Linked DNA regions of Homo sapiens: region 1 is linked to region 2. The links are chromatin loops, found by intact Hi-C in ENCODE. Cell type or tissue: OCI-LY7. All regions are shown on one strand. Links, peaks and the distances in the headings refer to the core of each region. The heading gives the core; the rest is flanking DNA. Region 1 overlaps TXNDC11 (thioredoxin domain containing 11). Region 2 has its middle 16 kb from the start of BCAR4.

What was found. A loop is a pair of places that touch in the nucleus more often than their neighbours do. Peaks named below come from ENCODE experiments on the same cell type or tissue, not always from the same donor. Only the 100,000 strongest peaks of a DNase experiment are listed, where the experiment ranks them.
Region 1: it touches region 2 in a loop (4-fold over the local background); 2 of 110 quality-filtered maps call a loop at or near these places.

The regions. Positions count from the first base shown.
Region 1 is chr16:11,684,163-11,693,072 of GRCh38, forward strand. It overlaps TXNDC11 (thioredoxin domain containing 11), which reads right to left. Exons shown (of 12, transcript NM_015914.7): 8 at 7,128-7,920; 9 at 4,141-4,283; 10 at 3,695-3,804; 11 at 3-83. Among named protein-coding and RNA genes, the nearest start is that of SNN, 20 kb to the left of the region's middle. In OCI-LY7, for the core only: no CTCF peak of the experiment used is centred there; DNase peaks (open chromatin) are centred at 639, 2,739, 3,989 and 5,129; H3K4me3 peaks cover 5,630 bases; H3K27ac peaks cover 7,032 bases.
Region 2 is chr16:11,808,867-11,817,776 of GRCh38, forward strand. No RefSeq gene overlaps it. Among named protein-coding and RNA genes, the nearest start is that of BCAR4, 16 kb to the right of the region's middle. In OCI-LY7, for the core only: CTCF peaks have their summits at 1,183, 1,400, 5,048 and 5,251; DNase peaks (open chromatin) are centred at 1,245 and 5,025; H3K4me3 peaks cover 2,041 bases; H3K27ac peaks cover 1,746 bases.

The sequences.
Region 1 (8,910 bases), core at 428-8,427, 120 kb before region 2:
ACCTGTTGCAGGGAAAAAACAAGACAGTAGGAAGACGATCGACCATAAATTCCCAAGGAAGGTCATTCTGAGACACGTCAATCCTGGTAAAGGGAAAGAACAGAAATGGCAGATGATCAGCCCAAGAAACACCAACTTGAAAGAACCTTCTCAGATAACTTCAAGAACCTGGTGCATTTTTTACACCCCACATTGGGCTAGTCCCTTCTCGATGAATGTACTACCAGGTGTGAGCTGGGCGCTGATACTTCCAAGACATACAACATTCTACTACGTGGACGCTTTCCACTGAGTGGCAATGTGATGTCCTGAAAGTAAAAATGAACTTGCAGAAAATGCCGCACTGACACCTGAGGAGTCATTCACTCCTCACCTGACAGGATCTAGCCAAGTATTTTAATCCCTGAATAGCTCTGGGAAAAGAAAGGAAATCATTGAGCAAAATACATCAAGCCCCTCTGAAGATGGAAAATTATACCCTCTTTATGTTGTAAATCTGGATAGAGACCAAAAACAGCCTATTTTCTTAGCAGATTTGACATTAATTTTCTAATACAGAAAATGACATCTGTACTAACTCACCCAGCCTGTGCTCAATCACTGTGGGAGCTAACCGCAACTGCTCTAGAGGCCTGCCCCGGGCAGCTGGCACAGAGCTGGGCACACAGCTGGGCGCCCACACTCGGGCTAAGCAGACATGGAGCCACAACAGCATCCTTTATGGAAGGGGCTGCATCCTCCTTGCGGAGGGGCTATTCAGCTACTATTCATAAACAGTGCACACAAAAGATGAACATGTTTTCAATCTTTACCTTGACAGAAGTTTTTAGAAAGCATAACTGGGGGGAGTGAGGGTGCGGTAAGTGTCATGTATGTGTCCAAAAGGATGAAATTTGCTTTTCAAAAAATGGCACAACCAGGCTGAGCACAGGGGCTCACGCCTGTAAATCCAACACTTTGGGAGGCCGAGGTGGGTGGACTGTTTGAGCCCAGGAGTTCGAGACTAGCCTGGGCAACATGGGGAAACCCTGTCTCTACAAAAAATTGGCCGGGTATTCTGGCACATGCCTGTAGTCCCAGCTACTTGGGAAGGTGGGAGAATCACCTGAACCTGGGAGGTTGGGGCTGCAGTGAGCTGTGATTGCACCACTGCATTCCAGCCTGGGCAACAGAGTGAGACCCTGTCTCAAAAAAACAACAACGCCGGGCGTGGTGGCTCACGTCTGTAATCCCAGCACTTTAGGAGGCCGAGGCAGGCAGATCACGAGGTCAGGTGATCGAGACCATCCTGGCTAACGCGGTGAAACGCCACCCGTCTCTACTAAAAATACAAAAAATTAGCTGGGCATAATGGCGGGCGCCTGTAGTCCCAGCTACTCGGGAGGCTGAGGCAGGAGAATGGCGTGAACCCGGGAGGCGGAGCTTATAGTGAGCTGAGATTGCACCTCTGCACTCCAGCCTGGGCAACAGAGCAAGACTCCATCTCAAAAAAAAAAACAAAAACAAAAAACAACAACAGCAACAAAAGGCATAACCAAATGAAAACCATTTACCAAAAGTTTACTAACAAAACAGCACTCCTGCCTCACCTGTGCCAGCCTACCTAAAACATTAGTGTTCCTTTCTAAACAAGTGGGAGTGAACACTATATTCCATAATTAAATGCTTTTTCTCACTTGATTCTTACTTCAAAGAAAGCAAACTATAAAATTAAAACATTGTAAAAATCCACTCAGAATTCCATTGGGCTAAATAAGGCCCCCCTTTCTTATGCAGGCTGCAGGCTTGGTCTATATGCTTACTTTTTTTTTTCTGAGACACAGTCTTGCTCTGTCGCCCAGGCTGGAATGCAGTGGTGCAATCTCAGCTCCCTGTAACCTCCGGCTGCTGGATTCAAGTGATTCTCCTGCCTCAGCCTCCTGAGTAGTTGGGACTACAGGCACGTGCCGCCACACTTGGCTAATTTTTTATTTTTAGTAGAGACAGGTTTTCACTATGTTGGCCAGGCTGGTCTCGAACTCCTGGCCTCAGGTGATCCGCCCACCTCGGCCTCCCAACATGCTGGGATTACAGGCATGAGCCACTGCACCTCGCCTATATCCTTACATATTTTTAAGAAGAGTTGTCATATATTTCATACTCTGTTCTTTTCCATTAACTGTATGAAAAGCACTGTTGAAGGATAAAAATTCCATTAAATGCCCAGCCATAATTTACTTAAACATTCATCTCCTGGTGGATGTAAACAATGCTATAATGATGAGCTCATGCTTCTTCGGAATTCCTATTCCATTACTTCTCCAAAGTAAAATTAACTGGGTCAAAAATGTGTTAACTGTTTTTGTTGATTTCTTGTAAATGTTGCCAAAATGCTTTCCAAAAGAGTTATGGCAATGTACTCATTCCATTAGATACATCTGACTGCAGTTTCCATTTTATTTTATCAACACAAGATTCTGTCACTTAAAACCACTGATTACTTTAATATGTTAAATGATACTTTGTTACTGTTTTAATTTACATTTATTAGGTTATAATTTCCCCACTTGTTTATTTACTCTCTCCTCTTAAAAGAAAAACCTGCTCACATCCTTTGTTCAGAATGGAATCGGTCTCAGCCATCTTCTAAACCATTTTAATTTCCGGGGAGGCTGGAGTATGAATGCCTGATTTAATCCTGGCCCCTCATTTGCAGCTTGAAACTCTGGGCAACTTGTCGAATCTTTCTATGTCTCAGTTTCCTCCTCAACACAAATAGCACTTTCTTTTTTTAACTAGAGTGCCTTCACTAAGCGTCGCAAGGACTCAGTCAGGTAATATGTATATCAAAAACTCTCCCAACATAGTAACTCCTCAGATTTGATTCTAATTATTACTTACAGTGCATATAACAGGTGACACAGAGACACTGGAAAATATATTAATGGTCCCCCTTTTTGTCTGCTTTCCCTGTTTTCACTGCACGTATTTCTAGTGGAATCTGTCCATTTTTCTCTCTTTATTTTTCCAACTGCTTCCACTTTGGAAAGTTTCCATCTCCCAGAGGAATCAGCAAATCCTATTTTTTGTTTTGATTTTTTTATATTTAACTCTTATCTATCTGTAGGGTTTTGGGGGAGGTGGGGGGTTAAATGTGAACAGTTTTCCTCACCCAAAACTGCTTACTACCCCATCTAAAGACTCTGTATTTGAGCCTTCTTTTCCCAAAAAATATTTTTAAAAATTTTGTTTACTCAAAAGCGCACATACAGTACCCATGGAATCACAATACCAGAATGTGGATATCTATTGGTCTTTCCTTTTAATTTCACAAATGAGATAAACCAGGGCTGGTGGAGAGATCTGCTTGGGATCCCAGGACCCACTGGCATTGCCTGGGGCAACTGTCCCATGGTATTCCACGGGGCCATCCTGGCAACCAGGTCAGTGCTCTCCCCACAGAACTGCACTCAGCCACCTACGAATCTAGTCAGGGCTAAACATCAACATCATGGAAGGAACACTCAGAATTCATGAGGAAAAGTTCAGTTTCAAAGAGGCTTTGCTCATGGCTTCAACCTGACAATTAAATTCAGCCAAGTCCTACCAAAGGTTAATGGAAAATGGGCAGACCCTCACACACCATATGGCTAAGCTGCAAATAAGAGTGAAAATGGGCATACAGCCCAAAGCGCTGCAGAAGAGGCCTGCTTACCTTGCCACAGTGAATGTGTCCATGGGCAGGTTCCGAGCTAGCTGGATGAAGATGTGATTGAGGGATGGACAGAAGCCGCACCACGGAGCGTAATAGAGCAGGAGAACGTCCTGTGGGAAAGGGAAGACAGATGTTACTTGCACCGGGAAATGGGCTCTTCTTCATTTCTTTCCTCATTGCTTAGAATCCAGCAAGCACCCGAAAAATGCTACCTATGCAAATATTACAGTGAAAATTTTCATCTTTAGGTCTTTCCAATACTGTGCTTTCTGGAGCACTTTTCTGAAATTTAAAAACCACATGTAATTCATTCACGGTCCATAATTGGGCCATCACGTGGTTACTCTTCTATACATCAAAAACAGCTGCTCACCCCAACAACTGTAGTTTGGAAATTATTTTAAGAGGGACAGATGGCTTAACTTTTGCCTCTCATGACTCCATACCTGTTTTTGAAGGACTACTTCCCAAAAGGTATCAGTTGTCACTTCAGTGATTAAATGCTGAGACGGGAACTGGGCAGAGCCACTTCCAATGAGATGCCTTTTCAAGGGACTATAGAGAACGCTGAAGTTTTGAATAAAAGACTCTAAAAATAAAGAGAAAATGAGATCAACTCTCCTCTAGATACAAAGAGAATAGCTGGCCTACTTTTAAACTCCACATTTTAAAAACTCAAATGACTTCATAGGCTCACATTTTTAACATTTCACCTATCAGCAAAACCCCAAACAAAGCTGCCCGGGTGGCATCAGGTTTAGCTCTGGTAGTATTAACTCAGCAGACAGTAATGTGGATAACAAAACACTATGCAATGTTAGATGCTCTAATATTCATAGACTATTCTTTTTTTAAAAGGACTGGTCCACAAATAGACACCAAGTGAGACTGTATAAATCATCAACAAGCCACCATCTTTTCAAGAAATTTCACCCTATAATACTAAGACCTTTAAGCTTAACCACAAATGTGACAACTGCACAAGCTACAGTAGTGTGGAATGTGTTTAAATGCTCATTAATTTGAGGACAAGGAGCTACAGTTTTTTGTTTCCTTTATTAAGGTTCTTTAAGTTTCTTTTTTTAAAGGTTAAGAAAAAATTATATGTAGTGGAAAAATACATAAAACCCATAATAATCAAAAACCTGATTTGAACCAACAGTTTTACCACAAATTCTGCCATCTTCAGAGTCCTTTGCTTCATCTGAAACAATACTAATTTGAATTTCACTTTTTTTTTTTTTTTTAAAGAGACAGGGTCTCACTCTGTTGCCCAGGCTGGAGTACAGTGCTGCAATCATAGCTCACTGTAGCCTTAAACTCCTGGGCTCAAGCGATCCTCCTACCTCAGCCTCCAGAGTAGCTGGGACTACAGGCGTCCACCATTGCACTCAGCTAAAGTTTCAGTTCTTTTTCTTTCTTCTAACTCCCTCCATTTTGAGGTGCAATGGGCAATGCAGCGTGCAGAATGGAAGAGGAAGTGAAGAATGTCATGTGAATACTAAAGAGAATTCATGATCAGCATCTGAGAAACACTTAGTTGGCTATGTTTTTGAAACATGAAACCAAGAATTATTTCCTAATCTGAATAAAGCCTAAATTCTGAAACTAGCCTAGAGACAGCTGATTTATGAGTTAAGTCTCTAAACCAACAATGACACACAGTAGGTGTTTTTTACAAGCTCCCTAAGAATTCTGTCACTAACTGCAGGACAAAGAACAGCTAGGCTAAACATTTCAGAGAAGATACAGAAGATGGAAAGAAATCTAAAGAAGGCTTCTTTCAATTACCCTTAAATTCAAAGTGAACACATTATGAGGTCATTAAACACTTGAGCATTACTGAATGGAATTCAGGAAAATCTAATACAGACTACCTCAAAAATACATGCTTGTAGGAACACTGACCCCATTTCTCTGGAGTCTCTTTCCCATTTAAAAAAAAAATGCTTGTTTCATTTTAAGAAAGCTCAACACATCAAAATGACTTTAGATAACATGAATTGGGAGTAATCTATAATATCGACAGATTTATGCCCTTCAAAAAGTGACTGGTCACAGGGTTCTTTTACACAGTGAGGAACTCTTGGATTTATAATATGTAACTTGATATAGAAAAATCAATATTTACATAAAGCCTTTTCACAAATGTGTCTAATGTAAGAAACAAGCTTCACCTAGATTTGAAAGAGGATGGCTAAAAAGACTCATATGTAGAAGCTCTGAGTCTACTGTTGAGTTCATACTTTAAAACTTGAAATGAAAGGTTTCCTTCCCTACCAAATTCCTCCTTTCTCCATTCGGCATACACTGACCCTCCCTCCCGTTTCCAATGAGGCTGAACTAACGTGGCTTTTGAATTCTCACTTCATTGTGTGTAGTCAAGGGCATCAGCAAATTCCTGGGAACAGGCCAGGGTGGGTCAGCCCAATGTTGCTGCCAAGTCCCAGGGGCAAGCTCTGGGTGCTTTCTCATCATGGAGCCTTACTCCTCAAAAAGTGGGTTTTGCTGGTTTGCGACTGACACTTATTTATTTGCACTTTACACTTGTTACAGTGTAGGTACCCCAGGTCCCAGCAATATTACTCAGTACATTATGAAACAGCAGCAGAACAAATTAGGTCTGGTGGCCTTGATCCTTAGACATTTAAGCCTATGAGACAAAAAGGGAGGCAAGGCGGCTCTACTTCCTTCTTCACTGCTCTCTTTTTTTGGAGACGGAGTCTTGCTCTGTCGCCCAGGCTGGAGTGCAGGGGCGCGATCTCTGCTCACTGCAAGCTCTGCCTCCCAGGTTCACGACATTCTCCTGCCTCAGCCTCCCGAGTAGCTGGGACTACAGGCGCCCGCCAACGCGCCCGGCTAATTTTTTTTTTTTTTGTATTTTTAGTAGAGACGGGGTTTCACCACATTAGCCAGGATAGTCTCGATCTCCTGACCTCGTGATCCACCCGCCTCGGCCTCCCAAAGTGCTGGGATTACAGGCGTGAGCCACTGCGCCCGGCCACTGCTTTCTCTTTAAGCTCCTTTAGAACAAAGCTGCTGTCAAGGCTCACTTTCATCAGCCCCTAGGACATCCCACCAGAATAGCTCTCCACCTCCCTGCCTGTTCTAGTCCCCAAGTCCCCACTGCCTGCAGCTGGTTCTACCTTAGACATGTGACAGAAATCGCCAATTTAGAAAGTGGGACTCTTACCCCCACCATGGGCTAAATGACAAACTTATCCAAAATTCAGAGTGAGGAAGTTTCTGTTCCATTTAATAGACAAAATTAGCTTCTTTGAAAATTATGACTGATGGTGGTCTAAAGACTTAAAATGAGCTACGAAGGTGACATCACCCCACAACTAAATGTAATGAGAGCCATCAATAAAATTTACCCATATGAAGTCAAGCAAAATGTACAATGCTTGGGGAAATAAACTGCCTGCAGTACCTAGGGTGAGCTTCATCAGTGCTTGCTTTGGATCCAAGATGTAATGAGATTCTTCTTTCACGTCAACAATTGCCGCAAATTCTTTCACCTGAGTGGAGCTCGGAGCACCCAGTCTCTCTGCATATAACCAAAACAAATTTGAATCCAAAAGGTAGATGTTGAGAGTCTTGTTGGTTCTGCAGCTCAGGCCTGTGAAGTTTGTGCTAGTCATGTCCACTTCTGGAAAGAGATACCTGTTCTCCTCAATGTGAGGAACGGAGCTTGGGGCATCAACCTCACATTTCTTCTCAAGGGAAGAAAATGCAACAGTAGGGGCTTCAAAGACACCTTGTTCAGAGTCGATGAAGCCTGACACACCCCTGCTTATGGTCCTGCAACATGCAGTGTAGTAGCTGAAGGGGCTATAGGAAGTTAAAAAATTGCTGCATTCTATGCTGTCTGATGCCACATGATAAAAGGTCTGCTCCTTGAGGTAGAAAGAATCCAGAGCTGCTGCCATTTCAAAAAAGCTGCACTGTGGCACGCTGACCGAGCTCGGCTTCATGCCCCCGGAGGTCTGGTTGACACAGAGTTCACAGACGTTGTGGGTCCTGGAGAAGGAGTGCCACTGGGGCAGCACCACAGTGTTGCAGCAGGGGGACGCTGTGATCGTTGGCGGGTCTGGCAGCTGTGCCGGCACTTCCAGGGCCAGGGACTCCAGCACTGGAGCATCCACCCGCCGCAGGTGCTGAAGGAGACGCTCCACCACCTGGTCCCCATGACAGTTGTTGTACTCCAAGGCCACTTCGGTGATCTGAAATACAGGGCAGAGTTGGTGAAGGGCTTGGGGATGACTGAGGGACTAGCACCCCGTTAGCCACGTTTCACTTTCTGTAATTTCAGTTATCCATGGTCAACTCCGGTTCAAAAATACTAAATGGAAAATTCCAGAAATAAACAAGTCGTAAGTTTTAAACTACATGTCGCTCTGAGTAGTGTGATGAAATTTTTGCCATTACAAAAACTGCGAGCCATCCCTTTGTCCAGCGTGTCCATGCTGTGGATGCTGCCAGCCTGTTACTTAGTAGCCAACGCAGTTATCAGATCAACTGTCTCAGTATCACAGTGCTTGTCTTCAAGTAACCCTTTATTTATTAGAAGGGCCCCCAAAGTGTAAGGATAGTGATGCTGGCAATTCAGATATGCCAAAGAGAAGCCAAAAATGCTTCCTTTAAGTGAAACGGCAAAAGTCTCAATAAGGAAAAAAAAAGAGGTAAGGATGTTAAGATCTTCGGTAAGAACGAATCTTCTACCCATGAAATTGTGAAGAAAAGTGAAATTCGTGTGTAGTATATACAGGGTTCAGTACCATCTGTGGTTTCAGGCATTCATTGGGGGTCTTGGAACGTATCACCAAGAATACGCAGCAGGGTAGATGAGAGTGCAGGGGGAGATGGTTACTATATTTTTAAAAATACAACCCCAGGCATGGCACTCCTGGGCCAAATGGTACGCTGCCCATGAGATAAAACCTCCACACAATCTGGCCCGTTTGGCTTTCCAGTCTCACCCTACCCTCTTCAGAACAGACCAGGCCCTCCTGCAATGCCACACCTTTACGGAGTCCTGGCTGGGGACACCGGCTCCTCCATCTGTTCCCAAGGCCCAGCACCAGGGCAGCTGCTTCAGGGAAGCTAGTCCTACTCCCACTCCAGGAAGAGCTAGTTTTTGCACCTCCAGTGTCCCTGAGACCCCTTCTACAGTCTCACAAGCTTCTGCTGAGACATCCCTCTTCCCCACAAAC
Region 2 (8,910 bases), core at 226-8,225:
AATCCCAGCTACTCAGGAGGCTGAGGCAGGAGAATCACTTGAACCCGGGAGGCAGAGGTTGCAGTGAGCTGAGATCGTGCCACTGCATCCCAGCTTGGGCAACAGAGCAAGACACTGTCTCAAAAAAAGATAATAATAAAATATGCAAATGTATCCACAAAACGTATGACAATGGTTTGGCACCTTTTTTGCTAGGATGTCAAAATCCAGCAATAAAGTTGTTCTAACCAGATTCGAACTAGTTTTGGTGTTTTTTTTGTTTTTTTGAGACGGAGTTTCGCTCTGTCACCCACGCTGGAATGCAGTGGCATGATCTCAGCTCACTGCAAGCTCCGCCTCCTGGGTTCACGCCATTCTCCTGCCTCAGCCTCCCGAGTAGCTGGGACTACAGGTACCCGCCACCACACCCGGATAATGTTTTGTATTTTTAGTAGAGATGGGGTTTCACTGTGTTAGCCAGGATGGTCTCGATCTGACCTCGTGATCCGCCTGTCTCGGCCTCCCAAAGTGCTGGGATTACAGGCGTGAGCCACTGCGCCCGGGCCTAGAACTAGAATATCATATATCAAATCTAAGCAGTCAAATCTTGCCCAAGTCTTAGTGATTCAAATACCCTTTGGGGACCAGTTCCCTTTCAAGCACTTCACTGGTATTTTCTTTCAAGGTGTTATGAGTGCATATGTCAAGAATTTTTTGGCTGGGTGCGGTGGCTCACGCCTGTAATCCCAGCACTTTGGGAGGCCAAGGCAGGTGGATCATCTGAGGTCAGGAGTTCAAGACCAGCCTAGCTGACATGGTGAAACACTGTCTCTACTAAAAATACAAAAAATTAGCCAGGCTTGGTGGTGGGCGCCTGTAATCCCAGCTACCAGGGAGGCTGAGGTAGGAGAATCAGTGGAACCCGGAAAGCAGAGGTTGGCGGTGAGCTGAGATTGTACCACTGTACTCCAGCCTGGGCAACAGAGCGAGACTCCATCTGAAAAAAAAAAAAAAAAAGAATTTTTTAGTTGTAAGAGACTGTTAAGTAGTGAACCCTAATTAAACAAGGCTAAGGGGAAGAAAGGAAATTTATGAGCTCATAGAACTTAATTGTCCAGGTAAGGTTCGTGTCAGTATCATCAGAAACTCAGGCACTCTCTCTCCTTCTGTCAGTTCTGCTTTCCATTCTCAGGCAGACTCACCCCTTGCGGCAACGTAACTGCCAGCAGTTCCAGGCTTAGGTGGTCTTTTCTCAGCAACTCCCACAAAGCCTTGCTCTTACAAATACTTCCGTAAAACCTGGACCTGACTCTGGCCAGAACTGTGTCACACTGTTACGGGTGGAGGGTGTCCAGGTTCTTGACGTTTTGAAAAAAGAATTGGACGAAACGCACAAAGCAATGAAAGAAAAGCACAGATTTATTGAAACGAAAGTACACTCCACAGAGTAGGGAGCAGGTTAGAGGAAGTGACTCAACAATGCTGGTTACAGAATTTTCTGGGGTTTAAATACCCTTCAGAGGTTTCCCATTGGTATGCCCTATGTAAATGAAGAGGGTAAGTGAAGTTACAAAGTTATTTACTTGGCATACACCCCATGGAAATGAAGAGGATGTTTCCTGCCATAGCTGAAGTGAAGTTACAAAGTTATTTAGTTGGGCATAGAAAGTTGGGGTTTTGGCCTGGAGGTGGGAGAGCGGGGAGGGCTCATGCCTGTAATCCAAACACTTTCGGAGGCGGAGGTGGGCGGACCTTTGGCCAACATAGTGAAACTCCGTCTCTACTAAAAATACAAAAATTAGCCTAGCATGGTGGGGGGTGCCTGTAATCCCAGCTACTTGGGAGGCTGAGGCAGGAGAATTGCTTGAACCCGGGAGGCGGAAGTTGCAGTGAGCCAAGATCAGGCCACTGAACTCCATCTAGAAAAAAAAAAAGACAGTTAATTGGGGTTTTTCCCTTTTATTGAGTTCTAGGAAGTATGTATGTTTGTTTGTTTATTTATTAAAACAGAGTCTCACTTTGTTGCCCAGGCTGTAGTGCAGTGGTAGGATCTTGGCTCACTGCAACCTCTGCCTCCCAGGTTCAAGCGATTTTCCTGCCTCAGCCTCCCAAGTAGCTGGGATTACAGGTGCTCACCACCACACCAAGCTAATTTTTCTATTTTTAATAGAGATAGAATTTCACCATGTTGGCCAGGGTGGCCTCGAACTCCTGATCTCAGGTGATCCACCGGCCCCGGCATCCCAACGTGCTGGGATTACAGGTGTGAGCCACTGCACTCGGCCTAGTTCTAGGAAGTTTTTAGGTTCCCTGCCTCCAGACCCCATTCTCCTGCATCAACATAAGCATCCTGAATCAATCATCCAGGCAGGACGGGCAGGTTATACAGTTTTGTTGTAAACAGTTATGTTAAGGCCAGGCACGGTGGCTCACACCTGTAATCCCAGCACTTTGGGAGGCCAGGGTGGGCAGATCACTTGAGGCCAGGAGTTCGAGACCAACCTGGCCAACACGGTGTAACCCCATCTCTACCAAAAATACAAAAATTACCCAGGTGTAGTGGCATGCACCTGTAACCTCAGCTACACGGGAGGCTGAGGGAGGAGAATCACTTGAACCCAGGAGGCAGAGGTTGCAGTGAGCTGAGATTGGCCACTGCACTCCAGCCTGGGCAACACAGCCAGACTCTGGATCAAAAAAAAAAAAAAAAAAAAAAAAAAAAAAGAACAATGCTCCTTGATAGCTGCTGTTCTACAACACAGAGACTAAGGGGTATTGAAAGATGATCCTCAAAGATGTCCATGTGGTGGCCAGGCGCAGTGGCTCACTCCTGTAATCCCAGCACTTTGGGAGGCCAAGGCGGGTGGATCACGAGGTCAGGAGATCAAGACCATCCTAGCTAACAGGGTGAAACCCCATCTCTACTAAAAAATACAAAAAATTAGCCGGGTGTGGTGGTGGGTGCCTGTTGTCCCAGCTAGTCGGGAGGCTGAGGCAGGAGAACAGCGTGAACCCGGGAGGCGGAGTTTGCAGTGAGCGGAGATCACGTCACTGCACTCCAGCCTGGGCAACAGAGTGAGACTCCGTCTCAAAAAAAAAAAAAGAAGAAGAATCAAATTCAGGGCTGGGTGCAGTGGCTCATGCCTGTAATCCCAGTACTTTGGGAGGCCGAGGCAGACAGATCACCTGACGTCAGGAGTTCGAGACCAGCCTGGCCAACATGGTGAAACCCCATCTCTACTAAAAATATAAAAATCAGCCGGGCGTGGTGGCTGGCGCCTGTAATCCCAGCTACTTGGGAGGCTGAGGCAGGAGAAGTGCTTGAACCTGGGAGGCAGAGGTTGTAGTGAGCCGAGATTGTGCCATTGTGCTCCAGCCTGGGCGACAAGAGCAAGACACCATCTCACACACACACATACACACACACACCAAAAAGGTGAAGAATCTGGCTGGTCATGGTGGCTCACACCTGTAATCCCTGCACTGGGATTACGCCAAGGCAGGTGGATCACCTGAGGTCAGGAGTTCGAGACCAGCCTGGCCATCATGATAAAACCCCGTATCTACTAAAAATACAGAAGTTAGCCGGGCGTGGTGGCCCACACCTGTAATCCCAGCTACTTGGGAGGCTGAGGCAGGAGAATCACTTGAACCTAGGAGGCAGAGGTTGCATTGAGCCAAAATCACCGCACTGCACTCTGGCCTGGGTAACAGAGTGCGACTCCACCTCAAAAATATAAAAGAAGAAGAATCTAATTTGGTAGGTTTAGGGTGAGGCCTGAGGTTTTGCACTTCTTACAAATTGTTAGGCCCTGCCAGTGCTGCTGCTCCAGGAGCCACACTTTGAGAAGTGACGTTCCTCTAGAGAATGTCTAATTTGCCACCTTTAAACCCTATTCCTGCGGCCAGGTGCAGTGGCTCACACCTGTAATCCCAGCAGTTTGGGAGGCTGAGACTGGTGGATCACGAGGTCAGGAGATTGAGACCATCCTGGCTAACACGGTGAAACCCCGCCTCTATTAAAAAAAATACAAAAAAATCAGCTGGGCGTGGTGGTGAGCACCTGTAGTCCCAGCTACTCGGGAGGCTGAGGCAGGAGAATGGCGTGTACCCGGGAGGCGGAGCTTGCAGTGAGCCGAGATCGCGCCACTGCACCGCAGCCTGGGCGATAGAGGGAGACTCTTGTCTCAAAAACGACAACAAAAAAACCCTATTCCCTTTCTTATGGTTTCTGTATTTTCACCTATAAAAGAATAAGATAAACAGGGCGCGGTGACTAATGCTTGTAATCTCAGCACTTTAGGAGGCCGAGGCAGGTAGATTGCTTGAGGACAGGAGTTCAAGACCAGCCTGACCAACATGGTGAAACTCCGTCCCTACTAAAACTACAAAAATTAGCCGGGTGTAGTGGCAGGCACCTGTAATCCCAGCTACTCGGGAGGCTGAGGCAGGAGAATCACTTGAACCTGGGTGGCAGAGGTTGCATCGCGCCACTGCACTCCAGCCTCGGTGACAGAGCAAGACTCCATCTCAAAAAAAAAAAAAAAAGAATACGATATTGGGATTTTACAGTGCTTCCAAACAGAAAAACAGCAATGGTTAAATATGGCAGTTTAAAAATAGCCACATCCAGCCAGGCGTGGTGCCTCATGCCTGTAATCCCAGCACTTTGGGAGGCCGAGATGGGTGGATCACCTGAGGTCAGGAGTTTGAGACCAGCCTGGCCAACATGGCGAAATCCCATCTCTACTGAAAATAAAAAAATCAGTCGGGCGTTGTGGCATGTACCAGTAATCCAGCTACTCGGGGGCTGAGGCTGGAGGATCACTTGAACCTGGGAGACAGAGGTTGCAGTGAGCCGAGATCGTGGCACTGCACTCCAGCCTGGGCAACAGAGTGAGACTCTGTCTCAAAAAAAAAAAAAAAAAAAAAAAAAAAGTCACGTCCTTTCTTCATCAAAACAATTCTCGTTTTGAGGGTGGCGGGGGGCGTGGCGGGGGGGTGGGTGTTGTGAGTTTCAGAGGGCTATGATAGACCACTAGTGACAACTTGTGGCTAGTTCTTATCATTACAATCACATTTTGCGTTCCCTTTCAAATGTAACACAATTACAAAAATCAACATTGGGTATTCTGTTTCATTTACATAGTTTTGTGAAACTAAAATGTGTTTAACTTTTCATTTTGAGATGATTATAGATTCATCAGAGGGTCCCAAGAAATGTATAGGGAAGTTCCACGGACCCTTCTCTCAGCCTCCCCCAATGTTAACGTATTAAATATCAAAACCAAGAAAGTGACATTGGTACAGTCTATAGATGTAATGCAGTTTTCACAGTTATACCTGCTCTCCTTTGTGACAAAAACACTTTGACATATCAAGGAAGATGTATCAGGCCAACAAGAATCTCTTTCTTTGGTGGTTAAATAATATTAAATTCAACAACCAACTAGAAATTCTTAGTTTTGTAATAAAGCAAAATGAATCTCAGCATTCTACAACTTACAGTTTTGTTGAAACAAATCTTGTTGCCCAGGCTAGAGTGGTGCCATCATGACTCACTGCAGCCTCGACCTCCCAGCTCACAGCTCGAATGATCCTCCCACCTCAGCCTCCTGGGTGGATGGAACTACAGGGACACAACGCAACACCCAATTTTTTTTTTTTTTTTGAGACAGCGTCTCACTCTGTCACCCAGGCTGGAGTCTGGAGTGCAGTGGCGTGATCACGGCTCGCTGCAATCTCTGCCTCCCAGGTTCAAGCAGTTCTCCTGCTTCAGCCTCCTGAGTATCTGGGACTACAGACATGCCACACCTGGCTAATTTTTTTTTTGTATTTTTAGTAGAGACAGGGTTTTGTCATGTTGGCCAGGCTGGTCTCAAACCCCTGACTTCAGGAGATCCACCGGCCTTGGCCTCCTAAAGTGCTGGGATTACAAGCGTGAGCCACCACACCCAGCCCCCAACTGATTTCTTGTACTTTTTTTTGTAGAGATGAGGTTTTGCCAGGCAGGTCTCGAACTCCTGACCTCAAGTGATCTAGCCACCATGGACTCCCAAAATGCTGGGATTACTGGTGTGAGTGACCACATGAGGCCTCTAGCTTTGTGTGTGTGTGTGTGTGTGTCTGTGTGTGTGTGTGTGAGAGAGAGAGAGTTTCACTCTTGTTGCTCAGGGTGGAGTGCAATGGTGCAATCTCGGCTCACCACAACTTCCGCCTTCCAGATTCAAGCAATTCTCCTGCCTCAGTCTCCCAAGTAGCTGGGATTACAGGCATGTGCTGCCACGCCCAGCTAATTTTGTATTTTTAGTAGAAATGGGGTTTCTCAATGTTGGTCAGGCTGGTCTTGAACTACTGACCTCAGGTGATCCATCTGCTTCGGCCCTCCAGAGTGCTGGGATTACAGGCATGAGCCGCTGCATCCAGCCATTTTCTTCTTTTTTTTTTTTTTTGAGACGAAGTCTCGTTCTTGTCATCCAGGCTGGAGTGCAATGGTGCGACCTTGGCTCATTGCAACCTCTGCCTCCCAGGTTCAAGTGATTCTCCTGCCTCAGCCTCCCGAATAGCTGGGATTACAGGCTCCTGCCACCACGCCCAGCTAATTTTAGTATTTTTAGTAGAGACGGGGTTTCGTCATGTTGGCCAGACTGGTCTCAAAGCCCTGACCTCAGGCGATCCACTCGCCTCAGCCTCCCAAAGTGTTGGGATTACAGGCGTGAGCCACCGTGCCCGGCCTAGCTTTCTTCTTTTGCTCAGGATTACTTTGGATATTTGGGCTCACTTTGGTTCCACATGAATTTTAGGATTTTTTTTTCTATCTCTGAAAATGTCATTGGTATTTTGATAGGGATTGAAATGAATCTGTAGATCACTTTGGACAGCGTGGTCACTGAAGGGAAAAACACCACGACAACAATGACACAGAAGACTTCTGTAACCAAATGTGTAGGGATTTCTCCCCACACACCAAGCAACCAATCAATTCTACATCAGACATCTGCTGGGTGTCCTCCGACTTTTTTTTTTTTTTTTGGTTGGGGGGACACAGAGTCTCTGTAGCCCAGGCTGGAGTGCCATGGTGTGATCTCGGCTCACTGCAACATCCGCCTCCCGGGTTGAAGTGATTCTCCTGCCTCAGCCTCCTGAATAGCTGGGATTACAGGTGCCTGCTACCATGCCCGGGTAATTGTTGTATTTTTAGTAGAGACAGGGTTTCACCATGTTGTCCAGGCTGGTCTTGAACTTCTGACCTCACGTGATCCACCCTCCTTGGCCTCCCAAAGTTCTGGGATTACAGGCATGAGCCACTGCACCCGGCATTTTTTTTTTTCCTTTTAAACAAGGTCTAGCTCTGTTGCACAGGCTGGAGTGCAGTGGCTCAATCTCAACCTCTCAGACTCAAAGTGATCCACCCACCTCAGCTTTCCAAGTAGCTGGACCACAGGCAAGTGCTATCATGCCTGGCTGTTTTTGTTTGTTTTGTTTTGTTTTTCTTTTTTTGAGACGGAGTCTTGTTCTGTCACCCAGGCTGGAGTGCAATGGCGCGGTCTAGGTTCACTGCAGCCTCCACATCCCAGGTTCAAGCTATTTTCTTGCCTCTGCCTTCTGAGTAGCTGGGACTACAGGGACACACCGCCATGCTTTGATAATTTTTGTATTTTTAGTAGAGACAGGGTTTCACCATGTTGGCCAGGCTGGTCTGAAACTCCTGAGCGCAAGTGATCTGCCCGCCTCGGCCTCCCAAAGTGCTGGATTACAGGCGTGAGCCACAGCACCTGGCCTGTTTTTGTATTTTTTATAGAGACAGGCTTTTGCCATGTTAACCAGGCTAGTCTCGAACTCCTGAACTCAAGCAATCTACCTGCCTTGGCCTCCCAAAGTGCTGGGATTACAGGCATGAGGCACCACGCCCAGCCTCAATTCTGACAGTATCTACCTCACTGATACAGCATCAGGCCCCACAACTGAGGGCTCACTCCCACCAAGCAGCCCTCTCCCTTCCCACCAGTCACAAATCTGAGCCTCCAGAACTTCTGACTTGTTTCAACTTGGTGTTCCCACAACCCTCTCTTTGGGTTCATTTAATTGCTAATGCAGCTTAGAGAACCCAGGGAAACACATTTACTGGTTTATTATAAAGGATGTTACCGGGCAAGAGATGACGGCTCACGCCTGTAATCCCAGCACTTTGGGAGGCAAAGGCAGGCAGATTACCTGAGGTCAGGAGTTTGAGACCAGCCTGGACAACAAGGCAAAACCTTGTCTCTACTACAAATCCAAACATTAGCCTGGTGTGGGGGCTCACACCTGTAATCCCAGCTACTCAGGAGGCTGAGGCAAGAGAATCCCTTGAACCCAAGAGGCAGAGCCTGAAGTAAGCTGAGATTGCACCACTGCACTCCAGCCTGGGCTACAGAGTGAGACTCTGTCTCAAAAAACAAAACAAAACAAAACAAAAAAACGACACACACACACACACACACACACACACACAAGGATGGCATCGGCTCACACTTTGGGAGGCCAAGGCAGGTGGATCACTTGAGGTCAGGACGTCAAGACCAGCCTGGCCAACATGGTGAAACCCCTTCTCTACTAAAAATCCAAAAAGTAGCCAGGCATGGTGGTGGGCACCTGTAATCCCAGCACTTTGGGAGGCTGAGGTGGGCAGATCACTTGAGATCAGGAGTTCAAGACCAGCCTAGCTAACATGGAGAAATTCTGTCTCTATTAAAAAATACAAAAATTTTGTGTTTTTTGTATTAAATACAAAAAATACAGCCGGGCGTGATAGCACAGTAATCCCAGCTACTTGGGAGGTTGAGTCAGGACAATCACTTGAACCTAGGAAGCAGAGGTTGCAGTGAGCCGAGATTACACCACTGCACTCCAGCCTGGGCGACAGAGCAAGACTGTCTAAAAAAAATTAAA